Regions from separate parts of the Homo sapiens genome. Here region 2 is linked to region 1. Evidence: read pairs that join two places in POLR2A ChIA-PET (ENCODE). Cell type or tissue: GM12878. All regions are shown on one strand. Each heading gives the region's core, and the rest is flanking DNA. Links, peaks and the distances in the headings are about the cores only. Region 1 holds the start of LINC00907 (long intergenic non-protein coding RNA 907). Region 2 overlaps LINC00907 (long intergenic non-protein coding RNA 907).

The links. ChIA-PET counts read pairs that join two places held together with the same protein. Peaks named below come from ENCODE experiments on the same cell type or tissue, not always from the same donor. Only the 100,000 strongest peaks of a DNase experiment are listed, where the experiment ranks them.
Region 2: POLR2A ChIA-PET joins it to region 1 with 8 read pairs; 2 of 35 experiments call an interaction of 5 or more read pairs at or near these places.

Annotation. Positions count from the first base shown.
Region 1 is chr18:42,181,201-42,194,126 of GRCh38, forward strand. It overlaps LINC00907 (long intergenic non-protein coding RNA 907), which reads left to right and starts at 5,468. Exons shown (of 10, transcript NR_046174.2): 1 at 5,468-5,562. In GM12878, for the core only: no CTCF peak of the experiment used is centred there; a DNase peak (open chromatin) is centred at 6,941.
Region 2 is chr18:42,235,352-42,248,277 of GRCh38, forward strand. The region is part of intron 3 of LINC00907 (long intergenic non-protein coding RNA 907); the gene reads left to right. Among named protein-coding and RNA genes, the nearest start is that of LINC00907, 55 kb to the left of the region's middle. In GM12878, for the core only: no CTCF peak of the experiment used is centred there; no DNase peak of the experiment used is centred there.

The DNA of each region.
Region 1 (12,926 bases), core at 4,673-9,672:
AAACTTGAGAAGTTAGGAGGGACCACATCACCCAATACCTGGTTAACCAACTAGGAGAGATTTAATGACTACCTGTATAGCCAGCAGGAACATTTAATGTGGGGTACAAGATCACCTTTGTTCTTTAGGAAGTTTGTAGTCATTCATAAATCCAAAGGAAAAAGCAAAAATTCAGGCCATGTTATGCCTCACATGTAAAATAGCCTGCTATCCAGCCCTGGGCATTGCATTATTCCAGTAAGGGCTAATGTTGTATATTCTTCTCAACTATTTCAATAAAAAATGTGGAGGATACATTCCAGTTGAAAGATCACTTATTTGAATTTTACCTTTTAGTGCCAAGATTGCAGGGAAAAATATCATTTGTGAGCCTCTCGGAAGGTTGGCTGATCTGCAGATAGGATAAAATATCCTGCATGTACTCTCCATTTGATTTGTAATTTACATAGCATCTCTTTGTTCATCAAGGAACACCCTGCATGACTTCCTGACACTGACCTGGATTTTACTTATGGCTGCCCTAAATTGTGTTATCATGGTGTACCGGTTGTTCAGTATTCAGCCTTGCTCCTCTGTAACTTAATATTATGATTTATTTCTGACTTGGCTTTTCTTTATCGAATGCTGACTTTTTCTAAGAGGTTCATGTGGAAATGTGCTACATGAAAAAAAAAAAAGGAGCACAGTTTGGCCTCAGGGCAAAAACATGAATACTGACCCAGGGACATGAATACAGGGCAGAAGAGAGAGTGGCACAGGCAACAAAATTAACTCATTTCTTTGCCTTTTGTGTGTTCCTAAGTGTGTGGAGTGACTCAAATTTTAGCACAGAAAGTAAAGTTAGAAAGCAACTGCTATTTGCCAACAACCCATTCTTTAATTCTCAAAGATCAAAAATTTGCTTGAAAACTGACATTTTCATTTTCTCCTGGCCCAGTGAACAAAGTTTTAAGGTTATGTGGTCGCTCTGATACCACCTAAGAAGCAAATATTTCTTGCAGTCTACTTCTAGATGTGAATGAACTGAAAGTAAATGACTCAGAGATGGAGTAAATGTCCCTTGAAATACACCCAAACTTAATAATTAGGAGAAGAGTGCTTGAATAAACACATTTAGAGTGTTATTGAGCATATACAAGCTTAGATGGTCCATATTTCTAAAAGACAGTGAGTCTATAGCACATTCTTCGGAGATGAGAAAATTATGCCATAAATAAAATTTGTAGTGGAGGCATTTGTTTTATCATTCAGTTAAGTAGCAGGAATTCTTTCATACCTAGAGGGACTTAGGTAAAACTAATAAACAGACATACTTAACAACAAGAACAACAACAACAAAAATAAAGCATTACCATTCAAGAGTGTGAAATCACTTCTCTGAGAGCCTTTTTGGATTGAATATTCTTTTTGGGCTGGTAATGTCAAACTAAAACTTTACCTAAACACAGATAACTAGGTGGCTCTTAGCATACCTTTCAGGGCTTATGGTCTCCAATTATTCCACTCACATCCCCCTATACATTTCCAAATCACCTCTTTCAGTGTCTCCAGTGTTTAAACATGAACTGGATAGAGTGTTGCATGGTAGTATTAAATAAAATTTAGCTTAAAGCTGTTTCCTTACATATTATAAGTTCTGTCTAAAGGTTTCTACGTGCATAGTATACATGTCATTGAAAGTGTAAATGGACTATAACCTACTCTGATACCAATCACTGAGTTGTGGCCAATCAAAGGTGGCCAACTGCTCAAACCACATTCAAATATGGCAAATGCTGAGCTGTAACCAATCCCGTTGTTTCTGTACCTCATTTCTGTTTTCTCTCTGTCACTTTTCTTTTTCTTTCCATAAATCTTCTTCAACCACCTGGCAGTGCCAGAGTTTCTCTGAACCCATTCTGGCTTGGGGGATGCCTGATTCATGAATCATTCTTTGCTCAATTAAACTCTGTTTAATTTAATTTGTCTAAGGTTTTTCTTTTAACAGTAGAGATAGGAGTACAACACACTTTGAGGTGTACAGGAGTGAGTTCAAATCCTAGCTCTGTTATTGGCTTGATTTCTCATCTTGAGCAAGGTACTTAGTTTCTCTGAGCCTTAGTTTCTGCACTTGTAAATGTGGAGAAGTGAAACACCAGACTTGAGAGGATGCTCTGCTATCTGAACGAGGTAATGGGAAAATGCTCGGCCAGTGTTGTAACTCAATCTTCTTATCCAACAGTGAGCCCCTTGGGCACCCAGACCCAGACTCGCCCTTCTAGTCTCACGTCTTGCACTCTCTGGCACATCTCATGTAGGCTCTGTTGCCTGTCATGTTTTCCAGTCCACAAATACCCTTGGCATGCTCTCATGTCTGTACTTGGTCCACATTATTCTAACGTGAATACATGAAACTTCTAATGACAGTGCAATCTTTCTAGACAATCTCTGAAGGAGAAATGTTACTAGTCTGTGGTGAATATAAAAATAGGCTCATAGGGAAAAAAAACTGTGATTGAAGGTATAATTCTGCATTTTCTTGGGATATACATAAATAGCAAGTAGTCATTTTTTACTTAAAAAAAAAAAAAGAAATCTACAGAAAGAAAATTTAGCTGTCTTTCTGTTGCTAACCTTCCAGGAGGCCTTGGTTCTCCTTTAAGGTTGAAGTTCGTTTGTGACAGGTTAGTGCTGCTCATTTTTGTGGCTTTCCAGAAGCCACCGTGGAAAAGGCAGAAGTCTTCCCCTCCCATTATGCTGAGTCAGACATGGCATCTACATGACTCATCACCAAGTGGTTCTCCAGAATTCACTTTGCTTGCTTTTCCCCAATCCAGATAATCCTCGGGACTGGTAGCCACCCAACTCACTCCTGCACACTGTTCTTCCTCTTTGGAGGCACCCACCATGCCTGTCTGATGCTGCCCCTCAAGGTCACATCGGAGTCTCCTGTACCTACCTTGTCTGTGGCTACCCAACTCTATACAATTTCTGAAGCTTTCATAACACCCAGATGGTCTATAATGTAATATGTGTTTAGATAATCCTCAGGCCAAAACATCTTTCCAAAATTTAACTGTAAATCTGTCACTTCCATGGGTTATGTTAGTCTTTTCCATGTTCAAATGGCTATCTGAGCTCCTGGGGAGGGGAAGTCACTCCCGGAGTTCTCTTTCCATCATTCATAGTGTGAATCTCACCTTGGGCTGGGAGGAATTTGTGATGGGCATACAAGTGAGAAAAAGGGTGCAAAGGGGTGAGATGGTATGTTAGTCAGGGTTCTCTAGAGGGACAGAATTAATAGGATAGATGTATATACAAAGGGGAATGTATTAAGGAGTATTAACTCACGAGATCACAAGGTAAGGTTGCATAATAGGCCATCTGCAACCTGAGGAGCAAGGAAGCCAGTCCAAGTCCCAAAGCTGAAGGACCTTGAGTCCAATGTTTGAGGGCAGGAAGCATCCAGCATATGGGAGAAAGATGTAGGCTTGGAGGCTAAGCCAGTCTAATCTTTTTTTTTTTTTTTGAGATGGAGTTGCCCTCTGTCACCCAGGCTGGAGTGCAGTGGCGTGATCTCAGCTCACTGCAACCTCCGCCTCCGCCTCGCAGTACCTGAGATTACAGGTGCATGCCAACACGGCTAATTCTTGTATTTTTAGTAGATACAGGGTTTCACCATGTTGGCCAGTTGGTCTGGAACGAACTCCTGACCTCAAGTGATCCGCCCACCTCAGCCTCCGAAAGTTCTGCGATTACAGGTGTGAGCCACTGTGCCTGGCCAAGCCTAATCTTTCCACGTTCTTCTGCTTGCTTTTATTCTAGTTACACTGTCAGCTGGTTAGATGGTGCCCTCCCAGATTGAAGGTAGATCTGCGTTTCCCAGTCCACTGACTCAAATGTTAATCTCCTTTGGCAACGCCTTCACAGACACACCCAGAATCAATACATTGCACCCTTCAATCCAATCAAGTTGACATCCAGTAGTAACCATCACAGATGGCTAATACGGGAGATATTCATGAAGGGTCTGGGAAGGGGATTTGGAAGAGATATGGACACAAAGGAAGGAGGAAAGAAAAGGGGAAGTGAGACGGGAACCAAACCAAACACCCTGTATTGCACAATTGAGCCTGGAGTTGGCCTGCTCGCCACAGAGCAGTCACAGGTTTTCAGGATGCTTTAGTGATAGCAGCCATCAGTACCTCTCATTAGGAGCAAAAGCCCTGATTGGTAATAGTATATTCTACTTATTTAGAGAATAAAAGTTCCCTGTTAGAACCAGCCTTCTCAGAATGGCATTCAGCTTTTCAGAAAAGCACAGCACCAGCATATTTCTTATCTGCCTTGAAGGTTATAATAAATCCCTTCTTCTGTTAATTCATAAATCCTTCAGCCACATGCCATTTTGGGGCCATATGCTTTCTTTCCTCCCTCTAACCCTTGGAAAGATCTTTCATATCCAATCTCTGTAGATAATCTGAATGTGAAATCAGGTATGGTTATCTAATCCCTCTAATCAGAAGGTCAGCAGTTACCTGCAGCTTTTCCATCTGTCCTCCAGCTGAATGCTGCCATTTAGTAAATCAAAAATTGGTTACAAATTAGCAAAGCTGACTGGCTCAATGAAATCTAGCCTGGAGTCTTTGCTGGAAGGGGGGAAGTTTAAATATGGTTTGAAGGGAGATTTGAGGTGAACTCTATTTATCAAAGCCGTGGAGTAGCAGCATAAAAGATGAGAGATGTTCTCCTGGGTAAAAATGTCAAATCACATGGGAAATGGGAATATTTCACATGGTGATTACTGAATTTTACAATTGTTCGCAAATTGATTCAGCCCAGAAATCAACTGGGAAGTCTCCCACAGGTGTCTAGCACTCTGCAGGTATTAGCGTGATACAGGGTAAGTCTCAAAGTACAAAAAAAAACACACATGTGAAACAATTTGCAAACAATGAAGTGCTAACCTGTGTGGTGTGAATTACAGATGCATTAGGACACCAGAAAAGGAAGAAAAGACAGTGGCAGCTGAAGACATTTCAGGAATGCTTCACTGAGAACCTAAGTCTTGTTCTGGGCCATAAAGAAAAGGGGAGGGTGTGGTTTCTATACCAGAGATAAGAAAGGAGAAAATTGGACGTGGAGGAAAGATATGAGTACCAATCCGAGCGAACAAGGAAGAGTGAGTAAATCTGTCCAGCTGGAGTTGGAGGTACATTCTGGAAAATGGTGAGAGAGGCTGTGTAGGGTAGGGGGACACGGAAAGATGGGCCAAGACATTTGGAGCTGATATTTGATATGGTTTGGCTGTGCCCCCACCCAAATCTCATCTTAAATTGTAATCCCCATAATCCCCACGTGTCGAGGGAGGGACCCGGTGGGAAGTGATTGGATCATGGGGGCAGTTTTCCCCATGGAATTCTCGTGATAGTGAGTGAGTTCTCACGAGATCTCATGGTTTTACAAGCGTCTGGTATTTCACCTGATTGCACTTCTCTCTTCTGCCTCCTAGTGAAAAAGGTGCCTGCTTCTCCTTCTGCCATGATTATAAGTTTCCTGAGGCTTCCCCAGCCATGCGTAACTGTAAGTCAATTAAACCTCCTTTGTTTATAAATTACCCAGTCTCAGATAGTATCCTTATCGCAGTGTGAGAATGGACTAATACAATATTTAAATCAAAGGGACTCACTGATGTTTCTCAAAAATAATATAAGAGGAAAATATAGGTGGTGGTTTAGTGTCCATCTACCTGGCCCCTAGGGTTGAGCCTGGGAAGCCAGGCCAGGAAGGGTTAGCATAACCATCTAGGCATGATTTAATGGGACTGACCTGTGATAGTGAGGTGGAGAGAATAGGCAATGTGACAGTGAAAAATATAAATGAAAACCAACAGGACTCCATCACAACAGAAAGAGGACTTTCCAACCTGCAGGGGAGAAAAAGGTTGTGCCTCTGGCCATCAGGAGCATTAATTGTAATGTCTCCATTTCAGCCAAACTGCTGTGCACACACATGAAGCCTGGGCCCCCTTTAACAGCAAGGGGTCTGTTGTTCCCCTCCTTGTGCAGGTGGGTTCAGCTAGTCAAATCGAGGTCTTGATGTAGCCTGGGGCTGCCACTCTCTGTGGAGCCGGATGGGCCTGACGGGTAGACAGGTGCTGGTGGTGATATAGGAGCCTCGGTGGTCTGAGATTTAACAGTCCTGGCTTTCTGTGTTTCAGACTTTGGGGCTCCCTGGCCACTTGCACTAGGTTTAAGGCACAAATTTGAATTGTATGTGCTGAGAGCCAGGTGTAAAAGTTCTGGCAGTGATGAGCTTGAGTGTGGACCTAGCTGACCACCTAGCATTTGCATCTCAGAATAGCTGAGGGTTTCCTTTCTTATCATTTTACTGTACATAGTAACTCTTATTGAAGGTCTGAAGGGGCACTGAATTTTTTTCTTTTAGAATTTTCTGTATTTTATGTCAGAAACGATATGCTAAACTATGATTTGTAAATCTAGGTAATAATAAACATCTCTGAACATATTCATGAATATGAAAGAAGCAGTAGAATCATGTTGGGGCCTGAGCCTGTTCAGTCTAGGTGTTGCCAAGATGTGTGGGAGGGGAGATGTGGGAAGAGGCAGGGCAGATGGCAGTCAGGGATGCAAGGTCAGGAATTCTACTAAGCTGGAGAGTGGGCAGGCAGCTTAGGAGAATGGTAAATCAAGAGGAAGAGAGTTTCTTTGCCTGCAGCTGTAGGTCTAGAGCTACCTTTTATGGCAGCGTTCACTCATATAGGTAAGATAAGTGAGGGGCCAGCAACGGCTCCTTTGGAGCCAAGATTGGGCCCCTGCCATTGATGAGTTTTCTGAGCTAGTGACAGAGGCAGTTCTTCTTTCTCAATGTGGCCTGGGGTTTTTGAGGCTGTCAGAGAGAAACTGAATTCTTAAATCCCCAGGGCCATCACTGTCTTATTTGGTCCCTGCAGCTGGGGCTGAAGGCTCTGAAATGGGGCATGTAACTAGGGCTCCTATTCCCCTTAGCAGTCATTTTCACACTTGCAAAAAATGATGTATTTTCTCAGGCGGGTATGTGGCTGCCAGTAGCAGCCTTCAGCTAAATGAAAGCATTTTCTTGGTCTCTGGGGAACCAGATGCTGACAGATGGACTTCCAGGATTTAAAATTTCCTAGGTTTGTTATTTGAACCTAACAAAAGAGAAAAATCCATCCTGGATACAATTAGAGCATTTTTTTCTTTGTCTTACCCTCCCACCCCCAGTGAAATAGAGAAACATGAAGGACATACTTTTTAGTGCTGTTATTGGTCATTTTAAGCTCAGTGTGGGTGAAATGATATCTGATAACAAATAAGAAGTTTGTGTGTGTCCTTTCAGCTCTCCGAAAAGGTTATAATGTCATGAGTATACTCTGTGCAAGAAGGAAATTCTCAGTATATTCAAATAAAGGACAATTTTACTGTGATACATCATGCAGTTAGGCTTCTGTGCAGGCTAGAAGCTCCCAGAGGAAAGCAGTTTCCGAGCAACTACCACTGACTGGGAAGGGCACTTTGACCCTGAGGGGTATAGCAGAAGAGTGTACACATTTTCATTATACAGCTTCATAAACAGGGTGTCTTTCCTATAGGTATGTGGTAATCAGTTGTGAGCTGTGTCCTCCCAATCTTGTTACTAATAAAAACTGGTATACTTTTAAAATTAACTTTGTTGACTTATATTTGCCTACAGTAAAATTTACTAATTTTATAAGTGCAATTCGATGAGTTTTGACAAATGTGTACAGTCTTGTAATCTCTACCATAACCAAGATTTAGACTATTTCCATCACCCTAAAATGTTCCCCTTTGCCATTTTATAATCAATCTCCTCCATTCCCTCTACTCTGTGGCAACCACTGTTCTGATTTCTATCACCATAGTTTTGTCTTTGTTTCCCCTTTACTGTGTTTCTGAACTTACCTTCTAGGTAATTACCACACTGTTTCTATAACTATACTGATATTACTTATCCCGTTTTTGCCAAGTCTTTGACTTTAGAACCACTAAGTCTCTTTAAAGTAACTTGTAGGTTTCCACTTTGATCCATAACATGTGATCCATACATGATTGTAGTTTAATTCTCATTTCCTCCCCACTCCCCAGTTTCTTAGTTGAGGGTACCTCATTGTCACCTTTATTTATACTTCAAAAGTTGTGAAAGGAGATCATACATATGCTGGGAGGCAGGGTGGGGTCAAGAGGAGGGGAAAACTAGCAAGAGGCTGAGTGGAGAAGTAAGTGTGGCCTCACAAGAGGGGCGAGCATCACTGATGGAGCAGATCCTGGAGGAAGGAAGATGGAATATGCTATTGGCCTGTTGACAATTGGTGGGTGGGTAAGGGATGTGATAAAGACACATCTTCCTAGACAGCAACTCAGGATAGATAGATATTGTCAACAGGTTAACCTGGAGGTGAAGAAAATGCCAGCAAGTCATGTGATGACAATGACTAGAATGGATAGTCAGGGATGCTAAGGAGTGTGCTGGAGGTTTACAGATACTGGAGTAGATGTAGCACAGCAATGGCTTAGTTTAAAGAAATAAATTGCTAAGGGGTATAGCAGATCAGTCAGAGTTGTGGGAGAAGCTATAGGGAAAGGAACAGGCCTTCTGAAAGGTTGGAAGGCTCTGCATAGCTTTAGAGGAGAATAAGCTGAAGGCAGCTGTTCTCTGACCTTGATGCAGAGGGTGAAGAAATAGGTACAAGGGTGTGTAGGGGAATTTATCTTAAATAGGCTTGTTTACTTATGTTGTCTGGAAACTGACGTTTGATCATCTGCATGCGTGACTGCTCCCTGAAAGGGGGAACAATAATGTTAATTACCTGCAGATTGTGTTTGCTCCAGGCTTTAGACATTATGTCTGTACTGAATAAAAGCAAGCAGCTCCAGCTGTTCAGGACGACTCACTCTTCTGCCACTAGTGCTGGGCAGTCCCCTAGCTGCTCTTACACTGCATACCTGTGTCTGAGTACTCCTTTCATCCCTCACTTGGCCAGGGTCTATGGGACAGACCTGGCAAAGGGGCATTCAGGGGACAGTTGCTCCTTTAGGTACCACTTGGGTACCATTTTCTGTGGGTGCTTCTTTGGTCAGGTGGATCCTTAGTCCTGCTCAAATAAATTTTTTATTAAAATTTTTTCACACCTAAGGAAAAGTTTCCAGAATATTACATTGTACTCCCATATTCCTTCACTTAAATGCAATCCGTTGTTAACATCTTGCCACATTTGCTTTATCTCTTTCTCTTTTACATAAAACATCCACAATATTTATTCTCATAACTATTATAATCTTGATGATTATTATATTATTATCATCTTGCTCTACCATTTGAGAGTAATTTGCAGAGGTCACGACTCTTCATCCCTTCAGCATACAGCTCATAAGAACACAAACCTTTTCTTTTTTTTTTTTGCTTACATAACCACACAGTAAAATTCATCAAATTAAAAAAATTAACATTGATACAATGGTACTACCTAACACATAGTTCATATTCAATTTTGTCCAATTAAAGGGGCTTGCATTTTAAATGATTTTCTTAGAGACCAAAATAGATTAATGACTCAAGAAATGATGCTTTTGTGGCCAAGAAACAGGAAAAAATGCTCACATCACCAATCATCAGAAAAATGCAAATCAAAACTAAAGTGAAATATCATCTCACACTAGTGAGAATGCTATCATTAAAAAGTCAAAAAACAAGGCTGTGCTCAGTGGCTCACGCCTGTAATCCCAGCACTTCGGGAGGCCGAGGTGGGTGGATCACTTGAGGCCAGGAGTTCTAAACCAGCTTGGCCAACATGGCAAAACCTCATCTTTACAAAAAAATATACAAATTACCTGGGTGTGGTGATGCATGCCTGTAATCCTAGGTACTTGGGAGGCTGAGGAGGGAGAATCACTTGAACATTTGAACCTGGCAGAGGTTTCAGTGAGCCAAGATCACACCACTGCACTCCAGCCCAGGCAACAGAGCAAGACTCTGTCTCAAAATAAATAAATAAATACAAATAAATAAAATGGAAAGTCAAAAAACAGCAGATGTTGGCGAGGCTGTGGAGAAATGGGAATGCTTATACACTGTTGGTGGGAATGCAAACTAGTTCAGTCACCATGGAAAGAGTTTAGAGATTTCTCAAAGAACTTAAAATAAAACTATCATTCCAGCCAGCAATCCCAGTACTGGGTACATACCCAAAGGAAAATAATTTATTCTATCAAAAAGACACGTGCATTCGTATGTTCATTGCAGCATTATCCACAATAGGGAAGACATGGAATCAACCTAGGTGCCTACCAACAAGGGATTGGATAAAGAAAATGTGGAACATATTCACCATGGAATACTGTGTAGATTTAAAGAAGAAAATCGTAATATGCAGCAACATGGATAGAGCTGGAGGTCATTATACGAAGTAAACTAACACAGGAACAGAAAACCAAATACCACGTGTTCTCACTTATAAGCAGTAGCTAAACACTGGATACACATGAACATAAAGATGGGAACATTAGACACTGGGGACCACTAGAAGTCAAGGGAAGAGAGAGAGGCATGGGCTAAAGAACTATCTGTTGGGTACTGTGCTTACTGCCTGGGTGACTGGATTACGGGGACTCCAAGCCTTAGCATCACACAATTTAACCCCATGTAACCTGTGTGTGTGCCCGTTAATCAATAATAAAAGTTGAAATTAACTTAAAAAAAGAATAAAAACACAAAACAAATCAATGTATTTGTAACTATTTGTAATAAACAGTTCATTGCTCTATTAAAAATAATGCTTTGGGGAGCACTAATTGATGGGGGTTGCTATTTGAGAGCAGAGGGGTAGCTATTGACCACATTTGAACTAGTCTTGTAGAAAGTGTGCAAAATGTGTTTAGGTGACCTGAAGTATTTGTATATTGGTTAAAAAATCATTTGCCTATTTTTCATTTTTTATTTTCAGCTTTAGGGACCCTGCTGGTACTGAGTGAACAAGCCCAGGCCATTAGCTATTTGGAGCACTTCATCTCAGCACCATTTCTCTGGCGACTTGTAACAGGCAGGGCTATACAAAAGAAAATCCTTTTTACTACCCCAATTCATATCAATCAAAGACCAAGGAAAGGCTCCTAATATCTTTTTAAAATGTTTTCATTTATCTTGGAGTTTACTTGTCATAAAAACCGCATGTTTAAAGTGTCCATTGGGTGTAAATGGTCCCATAAACTCTTGTAACTGAGTGACACGTGATAATGAAAGTAGCTTCACAAAGAACAACAAAATAGATCTCTTTTTTATTGTAATCATCAAATAGTGTGCCCCAAGGTATTGATTGAATTATACATAAAGCTGATATGGAGCTATAAAAAGGATGATAGCATGCTGCTTCAAAACAAACCACAAACAGATTAGCCTTTGAGAAATAACCTTAATTCCAACAACATTCACAACCTTTGCTGGATGAATCACAAAACAAAAATATTTCTGGAAGAAGATATTTCCTGTATATATGTAAACTAAAAGTGCACTCTGAGAAATTTTATCAGCCAAAAGGTAGAATTGTGTATTCAAACAAGGAAGAGACATATTTACTTATGAGGCAAGACTAAATACACAGGAGAATATCTGGTATCTAATAGTCCAGGTGAAATCCAGAGTTTCACTTTTTGTGGTTTCTGAAGTCAACCACAATCTAAAAACATATGGAAAATTCCAGAAATAAACAATACATACGTTTTAAATTGGGCGCCATTCTGAATAGCATGATGAAATTTCCCATTCTGCCCAGCACATGAATCATCCCTTTGTCCAGCATGCAGGCTGTAGACACTCACTGCCCATTAATCACTTAGGAACTGTCTGGGTTATCAGATCAGCTGTCATGGTACTGCAGTTTCTGTGTTCAAGTAACCTTTATTTGACCTAATGATAGCCCCAAGCCACAGTAGTAGTGATGCTGTAATATTATTATAATTATTAGTTATTGTTGTTAATCTCTTATTGTGTGTAATTTATAAATTACATTTTATTATAGGTGTGTAAGTATAGTAAAAAAGTAGTATATACAGGATTCATTACAAGCTGTAGTTTCAGGCATCCACTTGGGGTCTTGGAATGTATCCCTCTTGGATAAGAGGGAACTACTGTATCTTGATAAGATGCTGTAATGAAGTTGTTAGTATTCAGAGAAGCTCAAGTTCTGGAAAAATCTAGGGAAGACTTTGTGGAGAAAGGTGGTTTGACCTGGGTATCTGCTTTTATATATTTTCTACCTGAAATGTTAAACTGTTTTAAAGAAATAAATTATTTATTTTCTTTGAATTTTCCAGTTTAAATTGATTGAATGGTGGACTGGGCAAGATATTGGAATTTGGAATTCTGTTTTTTGTGTTTTTTTTTGTTTTTGTATTTTTTTTTTACTGGTTCATTTCCCTCCAGATAAGGTAACTCTTTAAACATCCTTATCTGCAAGGAATATTGTGGAATGGAAAACATACTATTACTCACATTTTTCTTCAGTTTACATTTTATTCTTGTGATGTGCCCCGTGTTTTTTTGTCTTCATGCCTCTGCTCATGTATTTTATTCCTGCTGGAATTCACTTTTTCTCACTTCTATGTGTGCAAATCCTACCCTTCTGTCCTCTTCAGTGAGAAGGCTCCCCTGAATACCCTAACTGGGAATTTTTTTAGAAAATTCTTTTCTAATTCTTTCACCTTTCTTAATGTCTCTGAATACTTTTAACTGTCCCTCTCTTATCGCCCTTACCAGCTTCTATTTGGTATGGTGGGTATGAATTAAATATGCTTCCTATTCCTTCTGGCCTATAGACCTCTCAAAGAAAGAACTTGAACATATTCTTTGATGAACAAATTTTTGGTGCCAAACTTGTGAAATTATTAATGAGC
Region 2 (12,926 bases), core at 4,987-9,986, 54 kb after region 1:
TAACAGTCCAGAGAGGAAGATAGATACAAAAATAAATAGCCATGTGAATATGTTTAATTAAACATTTGTGAGAAGAATTATGAAACCCCTGAGGAGGGGTTGATTGTGCCATCTAGGAAGTAGGAAATGGCTTCATAGAGGCAGTCAAGAGTGGACATCAGGGGCTATGTCATTTCCAGGACCAGTCTCAGGCCATGTGTTAGGATATTTAGGCTCATTTCAAGTATTCTAAAGAGTTGTGTGAGTTAAAGAAAATATGTTAACTTTTTGGTGCTTCAGTTTTCTTATCACTAGCAGTGGATCAGAATCTTCACTGCTGTGAAGACAGAGTAAAACAATGTTTGAGAAAGCTCTATGATAAGTTTTAGGCAATTCCAAATGTTATCTTCATTTTGCTGTTATAAGAAATAGCCTGGGCCATTGAACTGATGGTTCTTCCTAGCCAGTTCCTCTCTCTACATCTTTCTGGAAGAATCTATGCAAGACCAGGCTCCTTTCCTGAAAGATACAACAAAATGAGACATAAGGGCTTGAATTCTAGCCCTTCAAAAAGCTGGAAGTTTTAAAAATGATGGTAGTGATGGCATTGCCTTATTCTCTTGGAACGCTTAGAGCGTATCCCAGCACTTACCCAGCTAGGATCTCATATGTCATTTAGGTTAGAACAGGTGTCACCATCTTTGCTTTATAGACATGTTTACCATGGGACAAAAAACAAGGAGGATTGATTTGTGCTAACACCAGGGTAGAGTAATTGAGTGTCAGGATTCTAAAAGGCAAGAGATCTTGAAAATAGCAGTGTAACCACATATAAAGAAAACAATACAGGCATAGATTTAATAACATTTCCAGGGTCACATAATTAATTAGGGAATAGAAGCAGACCTCTAACCCCAGGCTCTTGTGACTGTTGTTGAAACATACTGGACCACATCTTCATCTTGAATTCATCTTCAGTGGTTGAGCTTTTCGACCTTTGCCTTTAAATTTGATGATGCACACTCTTGCTTCCTACTTCACAGCTTTCCTGTCAATTGACTGATAATCTTAAAAACTAGGACTTAGTTGTATTAAGGACACTTACTAGATGCAGTAATCCAACATTTTGCAGATGAAATAACACAATTATTTTACATTATAGGTCTTCCTCCATTTTACCAATTAGCTTATTTTGTAAAGTTGAATATTCTGCTCTGGAATTTACCTAAAGCACTCTCGGCATGTCAGGACTTGCTGCAGGCTCTGTGGACTTCAGACTGAGCCCTTGACTCCATCTTGTGCTCTGAAGGACATAAGGAGGGCAGTACATCTGCAGAGCTTCAAGTGTTAACTCTACCTGCATCCCTAAACCAATCTTGGCAAAATTGACCCTAGGCTCTATCTACCCTACCAGTAAATATGCCAGACAAAAATAGATTCAATTAATTTCCTCTCATTTAGATCACTGAACTGACACTTAAGAAGATACCAGTGTTGCTTTAGATGGCTTTTAGTCCTGTGTTCATGTTCTGAGATTCTTTGGCATAGATAGTAAATGGCTAGGTCTTGGGTAATCCTCATTTCTGGGGAAACAGATATTTCCCCTTACTTCCGTCTTTCTGCAACAACCGATCACAGAAAAGAGGGGACTAAAAACTATTTGTTAGATATTGATAAAGGATGTAATATCAATAAAATAGAGTGAAGACCATTAACATATTAGATAGAATGGCCCTGCAAGAGGGATGAAGTTTATCGTATAAGTTTACTGCAAAGGAAGAGCTCGTATTCCTCTTCCTCAAGTGCAAGCCCCTCTTAATGAAACTGACGGTATGGAATCTTCCAGTCATTGAGGACCTGCTGCAAGCCTGGCCCTGAATACAATATTAGAGGCTGAAGATTTTAAAGAAAAATAACATCCAAGTCCCAGCAACCAAGATGCCTATAGTGTAATTGGAAGAAAAAAGCAAAAGACAAAAAAGAGTTGAGGAAGTTTCTTGGAGGAGGTGACACTGGAATATAGCCCTGGAAAAGGCAGAAAGAAAGAGACATGAGGTGGAGGGGAAGAACTAATTGTGTTTGAGAAAACATTGATGAGATAGTCAATGATTAAGAACAAATTGTGGGATAAAACTTTCCAGGTAATCTGTGTGCATTTTAACTAAAACACTTTTTAGTGTAACTGCCTCCCTCATTATTTTTTTGGCTAACCAAATATATTTTAACATAAGAATTGTGAAAAGTTAATTTATAGAAGAGAATAAATAAATTATTAAGTATAAAAAATTAATTTACTAGTAATTAAAAATACAAAATAAAAAAGAGATAACTAGTTTTTGCCTATCAATTGGCATAGATTTAAATAACAATAAAATATACTGCTGGTGAAGATAAAGAAAGACAAGCAATCCCATACATGGCAGGTGAGAAATTTGGTACAATTATTGGGAAACAATTTGGCAATATGTGTCAAAGCCTTAAACACATTTATACCTTCCAAGACACTAATCATGTTTAAAGAAAGAGTGTTTTTATAGCAGTAAATAAAAACATATATTCAAGGAAATTCATTGCAATGTTCCTTTATTTAAAATAAGGAATATTAGAAAAAAATACCTACATTTGATAACAGATGGTTAAATGTGTTACATACTTAGGATATTATTCTCGCATTAAAATAATATTTTAGCAGTACTATGTAGCAATAGCTACCACGTATTGAGGATTTACTATATATTAGGCACTATGCTAGTAACATTGACTATAAATCTTAATCATTAATACAATAGATTGATTTCTCATTGAATTTTATTTACTTAGTATTTTTATAAATTTATGGGGTACAAGTATAATTTTATTACATGCATAGATTTCATAATGGTGAAGTCAGGACTTTTAGGGTATCCGTCACTCAGTTAATATGCATTGTACCCATTAAGCAATCTTTCATCATTCTCCTCCTCCCACCCCTTCACCCTTCCAAGTCTCCATTGTCTATCCTTCTATACGCTACATCTATGTGTACATATTCTTTAGCTCCCACTTATAAGTGAGAACATGCAGTATTTGTCTTTCTGTGTCTGACTTGTTTCACTTAAGATAATGACACCTAGTTTCATCTAGTTTTCATTTTTTATGGCTGAATAGTATTCCATTGTGCATGTAGATCACATTTTCTTTATCCAATCATCTGTTGGTAGACATTTAGTTTGTTTCCATATCTTTGCTATTGTAAATATTGTTGTGATAAACATACAGGTGCAGGTGTCTTTTTGATATAGAAAGTATTTTCCTTCCTCATTGAATTTTATTATTGTTTTAGAGGAAATGTTCAATGAGAGTTGAGCATTAAGATGTTTCTAAAACTGGCCCTGACCTACCTTGCTAAGCTCCAGATTTTCTTACTTTAGAGATGGGAACCATGAGGCCCAGAAAATTATTTAAAGTCAAAGAACAAGTCAGAGGCAAAGTCAAGAGTGAAACCTCCAGATATTGATGCCATGTCAATGAACTTTTCATTCTGTATGTTCTTCTGGAATAATTACATCTCACATTACAAACATTTATGGAAAATCTATCATGTGCCAGGCACTGGTCTAGGAATTAAGCACACAATAAACGTAAATCCTGTGCTCTCAGTTTACAACCCATGGGGAAGACAGACTCACTAAAATAAATAAAATAAATAAATAAATAAATAACTAAGCTGGCTAGGCGTGGTGGCTCACGCCTGTAATCCCAGCACTTTGGGAGGCCGAGGCAGGTGGATCATGAGGTCAAGAGATTGAGACCATCCTGGCTAGCAGGGTAAAACCCCCATCTCTACTAAAAATACAAAAATTCGCTGGGCGTGGTGGCGCGCACCTGTAGTCCCAGCTACTCGGGAGGCTGAAGCAGGAGAATCGCTTGAACTGGGAAGGAGGAGGTTGCAGTGAGCCGAGACTGCACCACTGCACTCCAGCCTGGTGACACAGTGAGACTCCATCTCAATAAATACAAGCAAGCTAGCGACTGAACCACAAATCAAGTCCTTTTTGGATGAAAACAGGGTATCAAATGACAAAAAACTCTCCAGTGTGACAGATGTGATAACAAATGGACATATTGAGCCCAGTGGTGGCAGAGAGCAGGAGCTTATTGACCTACCATGAGTGGGTTAGCAGAGACACCTCAGACTGATGACTAACATTTGTTCAGAACTTATCAAATCCCATGCACTCTTCCAAATGCGCTATGTAGGTTAACTTAGGTAACCCTCCCAGCAATCCTGTGAGGGTAATACTATGATTAGTATTATTTCCCACTTTGCAGAGGATTAAATCAAGGCAATGAGAGGCTGAGTGACTGGCCCAGCCAGTCAGTCAACAGGAGCCAGAGTTTGAGCTCCAGTCTCTATTGCCCGCTTGCCTCTCTCTACCCAGTATGATGCTTGGATTGGCAATCAAAGGATGTAGAGAAGAAGCTAATTCTAGGAAGAGAGAATGAGGTGTTTGCCGCAGGGTGCTGAATTTATTTAGAAAACTTTAGGAAATTCACTTTTGGGAGGTGGAGGTGATCTTTGCGCGGTGGGGGTGAGGTGTGCTCCGCCATGAGGCATGAGCCTTACCAGGCCTTACTGAGGAGCTTGGCTCTTCTCCATTAGGCAACTGGAAGCCATTGAAAGTTTAAGCAGGGAAGAAACACGATGCAGCTTGCCTCTTTGAACAACTTCGCATTCATCAGTCCACCAAGTGACTGAGATGGGTTCAGCCAGCTTCTAGATCCCTGATCCTGTGACCAGGGTTCGGCCACACTCTTCTTCCAGTAAAAAAGGAATGGCCTCAAATGGAAACCATTGCTACAGGGGGTTAATAAAATCTCCCAGGGCCAAGAAAGCTAAACCACAATTTAAAAACCTTCCTGCATAGCTGGCGGCTGCAGTGCGTGGCTTGTAGGGGTGGGTGATCTGTGTCATCTTCCTTGACAGTATATTGCTTTGCATCCTCCTCATAAACATTTCTGTTTATTTTGTGGGAGGGTAAAGTGCCGACAGAAGTTATCCAGGAGGAAAACAAAGAAACAGCAGGCCTTAAATCTTCATCAAGTTTCAGAAAGCTTCAAACCAACACAAGAAACTCTCAGATTTGGGACTTGGAAAACTGGGGGCTTTACCTGCCTCCTGCCTCCCTCCCATTCCTCGCTCCTGATTGCATGACACCCTTTCCCTTTCTCAAGTCTTATCTCTGAATTCCACCTCCTAACAGACCAATGTTCTCATAGTGCCAAAGCCTCATGCTGCAGTTCCCCAGGGCAAGCTTGCCCTTTCCAGAACTGCCCACCTTTCAAAATTACTTCCTTACATTTCTAGTTACAGCTATTACACTCCTCCTGGGGCTGAGCTCAATCAAATATGTGTTAGAAGCAGAGTAATTTAATTAAATTGCATCCCACTAAGGTATAAATAACGTATAGCCCCAAACCCATCCCTACAATCATCTCAGGTATGTGGAGGTCACATTTCAGGATCCCTTAGCACATGCCTCCTTTCTAGACGCCCTTGCCAGAAGCTGAGGCAGACTTGCTCCTTGTGTACTCTAGCCTCTATCCTGCAGTTTTTGAAACATTTGTATTCACCTACTTAGGACCAGCTGCTGTCCCTTCCCCCAAACTTGGGGTGCCCTGGCCTGTTCCCTACAAATCTGTGAATGTTTGTCTTTGCTGTGTGGATCATATTCAGTCTCAGAGCTTGGAAACAGGAAGGGTAGACAAATGATTAGGAGACAGGGGCCACGTGTGGTGGCTCACGCCTATAATCCCAACACTTTGAGAAGCCGAGGCAAGCAGATCACCTGAGGTCAGGAGTTTGATACCAGCCTGGCCAACATGGTGAAATCCTGTCTCTACTAAAAATACAAAAAAATCAGGCAGATGTGGTGGCAGATGCCTATAATCCCAGCTACTTGGGAAGCTGAGGCAGGAGAATCGCTTGAACCCAGGAGGTGGAGGTTGCCGTGAGCTGAGATTACACCACTGCACTAAAGCCTGGGCAGCAAGAGAGAGACTCTGTCTCAAAAAAAAAAAAAAAAAAAAAAAAGAGAAAAGGAGAGAGAGGTGTCGCTAAGGATGAATTATGTACATCTAAAAGAGAAATGCAGTTTTCTTGAAAAAACAAGTTTATCAGATGTGATTAGAGGAGTTTGCAGTGACAATCGAATGATGTGACAAAATATCCGGCAAGTTTATGGTTGGGTGATGAGTTTGGACTAGGAGATGGGGGACTCTCTAACTCCAACTTTGTTTAAGTTACCTACCATCTTTGGGTCTAAGTGTCATTATCTGTAAAATGAGTAGGTTGGGCCAGAGAGCTTCAGCTCCTTTTAGATCTAATTGTAATTATCAAGTATTGGATATCACATGAAGACTTTGGACCTGTGTGCTGTAACACTGACCTCCTGTTCTGTGGACTACTAATTTCTCTGCTATAGCGCATATGAAAGGCCACACTCACAGAGAGACATGGTAGAAAGGACACTGAACTTGGAACCAAAAGACCTGGGTTCCAGTCTGGGTTGGCCTAGTAATGTAAACAAGTGGTGTTTCAGTTTCTTTGTCTATAAACTAGGGTTAGCTATTCCTCTCCTGTTTTTTTTTTTTTCTCATATTGGAAACCACACAGCTACATGCTTGCTGACTCTTTTTATTGTTTTCAGAAATGTCTCTGAGCTGTGTGTGGTGTCTGACGTGTGTAATTCCAGTGCTTTGGGAGGCCAAGGTCAGAAGATCAAATGAGCTTAGGAGTTTGAGGCCAGCCTGGGCGACATATAGAGACCGTGTCAGAAGGATTGCTTGAGCCCAGGAGTTTGAGGCTGCAGTGAGCTATGATCATGCCACTACACACCAGCTTGGGTGATAGAACAAGACCCTACCTCTAAACATAATAAAAACAAATTAAAAATTGAAAAAAAAATAAAAAATTAAAAAGAAGCCACAGATATGTATTTAAAAAAAACATGGCTTTGGTTCTGAAAGTCATGTGTAAGTAGAATTTGTATTACCTCGTGGCTGCTGAAGGCAGGGAGAGGTGCAGGGGTGAAGATAGAGTTTCCTGACTTGTGTTTAATAGACCTTTGTGCCCCAGTTACATGTAACTGGATTACTCTTTTGTAAGCCACACAATGGAAAATCATCATTTACATTCCTGAAAATGAAGAACACTAATAATTAAATAACATGATAGCATAGAATAATGACATTTCAATTGTATGAGATAAACAATTTAAATGTTTTCTTGCCTTAAATCTCCAAGTGAAATACTGAGGAAAAACAAGAAGACAAAAGATCTCCCAACTCTAAAAGGGAACACTTTCAAAAGCAAGCTCAGGTCCTGGACTATCAACTCTGTCAACAAGAGGAGAATAGAGGTGAGGTTAATGGCATTTTTCTTAATTCCATCTGTTTCAGGCATGGATGATCTTTGATCTTTCTGAGTTTTATCTATCACTGAAAAGATTCTCTTGGACTACATGGGTTTTAGTGTCTTCTCTGATTGGAACACATGATTGACAAGCATATACTCCCCATCATAGCTAAAGGTGCTGGTTACAGGCAAGAATGAAAGGAGTTTCGACCTCAGCCTCCGTCAAGGGCAGGACCCCAAGGGAGGTCATGTTTGCTTTGCATGGTTGGGAATTGCTTACCAGAGCTTCTGCTTCCTTTGTGCTTCACATTACACAGTTGGAACGTCATCTTGATGTTATAAAAGTCACTCAGGTTAGGACTCTCGCTGCCCTCATTCACACTGTGTGCCCTCCCCCGTTTACTCATCTTGGCAGAAAATGATTTGTAATCTCATATTGTCATCTTTTCGTGTGGCTATGCCAAATATGCTGAAAGAAATTATAAGCTCTTTTGGATCTGGAGCTCTATTTTGTACCTCTTTATCCCTTAACTGTTGCATTTCTGAGTCAGAACATATACCTCTCCTGGGTTTAAATTTCTTCTTTCATCTTTGTACCCTCAGTACAGTTCAGTTGGACACAGTAGGCACTTTATAAATTCTTCTAGTGAAACAATATATATTTTTTAATTTAATGAAAGTCCTTTATCAGTAAGATTATGACTCAATGATAATTCAGTCAGCAGCAAATAGGGAACCTCTTTGATTTGAGAAGTGCAAAGAGATTGAGGATATCTTCAGAAGCTATGCCTCCCTAAAGTTAGCCTCCTAGTAAGATAAGACTGTATTTCTACATCTCTTGCAAGAACCCAGGAAGGACAGAGGAGGGAAGAAACCAAAAAGTCAGCTTGGTGGTACTGAAGATATCGGCTTGTGGCCAACCACTCATTTACTGCAGGGAACATTAAACTACAACAATCCCAGATCCCTGCAATTGGTGCTTCTTGGCAGATCCTTAGAAATGATCGAATTCAATTTTCTTATTTTACAAATAAGGACATTGAGGCCAAAGAACTTGGGAGATGACTAATTTAGAAAATATTGTTTTGGGAAGTAATTGTATTAAAAAAATAACTCCACAGCTTAACAAAAGTGGTTTCTATGTTCAAGTTCAGTGTTTGTGTGAAACCCTTGAAATTAAGTTATAACAGCAGAACACAACAATGTATTTCTGTGGCTGAGACCTCTAACTATCCTCCAAAGATTTCTTCTTTCCTTCCATGTCACAGGGTTGTTTCTAGGAAGTGGATGCTCAGCTAGGGACATTTTTTTTCTAGCTGTCTTCGCATTTACTTTGGACCTAGTATCTAGCCTGGACCATGAGATGCAGGTAAAATTCTTATATTTCACCTGCAGAATTCACCTCCAGGAAGTCACACCATCCTCCACAATCTCTTTCCTGCATGGTCTTACTTCATCATAAGTTACCATCATTGATAAACTGGGAGTTAAGACAATTAAGAAATAAAGATCTAACCTCAGCTGAAATTTGCATATCAGATTAAGTACCTGTAGGATAGTATTGCCTTGCCTGTATCCACATAAGCTCAGGGAATCTTTTTTTTCCCATCTGTCAGATTATCAAACTCAAAGTTTGAAATGTTCTTTGCTGGTGAAACTGTGGTGAAATAGGCTCTTTGATATATTGCTGATAAGAGTATGAACAGGTACAGCCCTTGTGGAGAGCAGGAAATATGTATCAAAATTAGTTATGGGGCCGGACATGGTTGCTCACGCCTATAATCCCAGCAGTTTGGGAGGCCAAGGCAGGAGAATTACCTGAGGTCAGGAGTTCGAGACCAGCCTGGCCAACATGGTGAAACCCTGTCTCTACTAAAAATACAAAAATTAGCTGGGCGTCGTGGCAGATGCCTGTAATCATAGCTACTTGAGAGGCTGAGGCAGGAGAATTGCTTGAACCTGGGAGGCAGAGGTTGCAGTGAGCTGAGATCACACCATTGCACTCCAGCCTGGGAGACAAGAGCGAAACTCCATCTTAAGAAAAAAAAAATTATACACTCATTTAACCTTTAACTTAGTAAACCCATATCTGGAATTTATTCTTTACACACACCTGCACATATTTTAAATGGCATGTGGGAAGAGTTATCCATTTTAGCATTATTTGTAATGTTAACCTGTGAGAAACAGTCCAAGTATCCATCATTAGAGGGCTGGTTACATAAACTGTGTGTATTAGTCTGTTTTCACGTTGCTGATAAAGACATACCCCAGACTGGGCAATTTAAAAAAGAAAGAGGTTTCATGGACATACAGTTCCACATGGCTGGGGAAACCTTGCAATCATGGTGGTAGGCAAGGAGGAGCAAGTCATGTCTTACGTGGATGACAGCAGGCAAAGAGAGAACTTGTGCAGGGAAACTCTGCTTTTTAAAACCATCAGATCTCATGAAACCCACTCGCTATCATGAGAACCGTATGGGAGAAACTGCCCCCATGATTCAATTATCTCCAACCAGGTCCCTCTCACAATATGTGGGAATTATGGGAGATACAAGATAACATTTGGGTGGGGACACAGAGCCAAACCGTATCACCATTGCACATCCACACAGTGCAATACGGCACAGCTGGATGAAAGAACAAGGAAGATTACTATTTATGGGTATGGAAAAGTCCCCAGGATATTCTGGGAAGTGTAAAAAGCAAAGTTCAGAACAGTGTATGTAGTATGCTACCATTTGTTTAAAAAAGGAGAAAAGGGATAAGATATATTTTCACATGTACTCTCAACTGCATGAAGAAATTCTGTGTTTGAGGAGAGCTGAAAAAGGAGAAGATAGGCACAGAAGTGAGAGGAGGGTTTCTTAACCTATACCTTATTATATCATTATTTTAATCTGTTAATTAATTGCTTATTAAAATACAATTAAATCAAAAATAAAATGGAAAAAACTACAGAGCCTATCCCCATTGGGTTTTACACAAAATGGCAGAGAAGCAGGAATTACTAGCTAAATCAATGTTAAAAAACTATTTGTTATTAAAGAAAAGACAAACTTCTCTTTGGAATGATTGCTGTAGAATTACAGCTATGCTTCTGTCTGTTCCAGCTGGGTCAGTTTATTGCATTCATTGACTTTTGTTTTCAACTCTAATCATTTACTTGATTGAATGTTGCTTTCCTGCCTTCCTTACATCACTGATGCGTTTCAATAAATAATAAATTTTGCTCCCATAACCTTATTTGTTTAAACTTCTTTCCCTTTGTAGTTCCTAAGAACTATAAAGTCTCCCACCTGTCAGATGCTATGTTTGGAGCTGGAGATACAAAGACAATAAGACATGGCCCTAAGAGATCATAATTACAGGAGAGTGAGAGATAAATATCTTTTTATGGGCGAAATTGTGTTCCCCCAAAATTGATATGTTGAAATCCTAACTCCTAGTAAATCAGAATGTGATTTACTGTATTTGGAGAGAGCATCTTTGAAAAGATAATTAAGGTTAAATGAGGTCATTAGGGTAGGCCCAATCCAATAGGACTGGTGTCTTTATAAGAAGAGACGATTAAGACACAGACATGCGGGGAGGAAAGACCATGTGAAGAAAAAGGGAGAAGACTATCTTTGAAAAAGCTGAGGACAGGTGCCTCAGGATGAAACAAATTCTGCTAACACCTTGATCTTGGATTTCCTGCTTCCAGAACTGTGATGAAATAAATTACTGTTGTTAAAATCACTCAACTTGTGGTACTTAGCAAACTAATAACATCTCTAATGCATTTCAGTTAGAGGTGTGATGAGGGATAAAGAAGCACAGAATGGGGACCACTACTTTAACAGTTCGGACAAGCAGAAAGTTGGCACCTGAACAGAATCTATGAGGCAACTCTGTTGCCATCCTACTTTACAGGCGAGGAAACTGAAGCACAGAACTGTTATGTAAATTGCCCAAGATTACAAGACTAAGAAGTAATAGGGCCTTCATTCGCATTAAGGCAAATTCCTCTGAATTCGTGCTATTATGGCTATACTATGCTGTGCCTGATAAAATAAGATATCAGGAAAAGTGATGAATGGAGGAGGGAGAGCACATAGAGTGTTCATGGAGTTACATGTATGTGGCTTGAATATAAAGCAAAAGGTTAAATGGCAGCAGGTATGTTGGGATGGGTCCTATGGGCCTTATATGTGATACTAATTCTGCATTTTTAAAAATCCCCAATGCATTAAATCTAGAAATCAGTGAAGCCCCATTTTTGCATTTCGAAGTAGAAATTTAAGCCCCTGTGCCCAAACCGTAACTATTCAACTCAGTGAATTTTCACAAACTGACACACCCATGTAACTGGCACCTAGATCAAAAAGCAAAGCATTATAAGCCCCTCCAAAGTTTTCTCCTGTTCCTTTCATTTACCTTCTCCAATTATAACTACTATACTGACTTCCATGTGCATGGATTCGTTCTCCCTCATTTTGATCTTTTATATAAGTGAAATCATCCAGAAGGTACTCTTTTGTATCTGGCTTCCTTTGTTCACTCTTATATTATGAGATTCATCCTGTTGCATATAGTTATAGTGATTTCATTCTCTTTGCTATATAGTATTCCAGGGTGTATTTGCCTCAGTTTACTTATCCATTCTATTGTTGGTTGACATTTAAGTGGTTTCCAGCTTGAGGCTATTTTGAATAATGCTGCTATAATCATTCTTATAAATATAGTGAACATATGCACCTAGGGGTGGAATCGCTGGTTGATAGGATATGCATATGTTCAGCTCTACTAGATACTGCTAAATAACACATATACCTAATTGTGAAATACTGAAAGCTTGCCATGTTGACTTTCTATTTACTGGCGACACATAGGAAACAAAATTTTTTAATGACACAATTATCCATAGCTTCTTAAAGCATCAATTAAGAATTAGTTGATTAAAAGATATGCATTATTTTTGTACTGAAAATTACAAAACATCATTAAGAAGAATCTATAGAAGAATATTCCATATTTCTGGGATAGAGGAGTCAATTCTATAAAGAGATCTATTTCAACTTCCATAAACTTCCATTTCTGTAAACTCATACCATGCAGACTCTACATGAATGAATGCACTTTCTTTTCTTTTGTGGAATGCTTGTGATGACAGCAACCACCAAATAACTTGATAGAATTTTAAAAAATTGACAAGAACAAATTTAGTTCAGTCACCTGAATTCTGTGCAGCGGTGCATTTTGAAAGGACTAGGAAGGTGCCATATTGGAAGCAGGTACGCCATTTCTTGATAAATCCAGTGCTGCTTATTTTTTTCTTCCAGCTTTGTAGCATACAGTTATTTCTATAGTTGAGTATTAGATGAAGTGGTCAGCTTGCACTTAGTGCATATTGTAAAAGCTGTGTCTGTTCTCATTAGGTTTTCACTTAAGGGAACTAGAACCAGACTTAGAAACAGCAGATTGATAGCTCCCACCTCAAGCGCACTCTGAGGCATATGCTCAGTGGAGGAGAATAGCTGGTTGGGTCGCCCACACTATTTAAATTGTT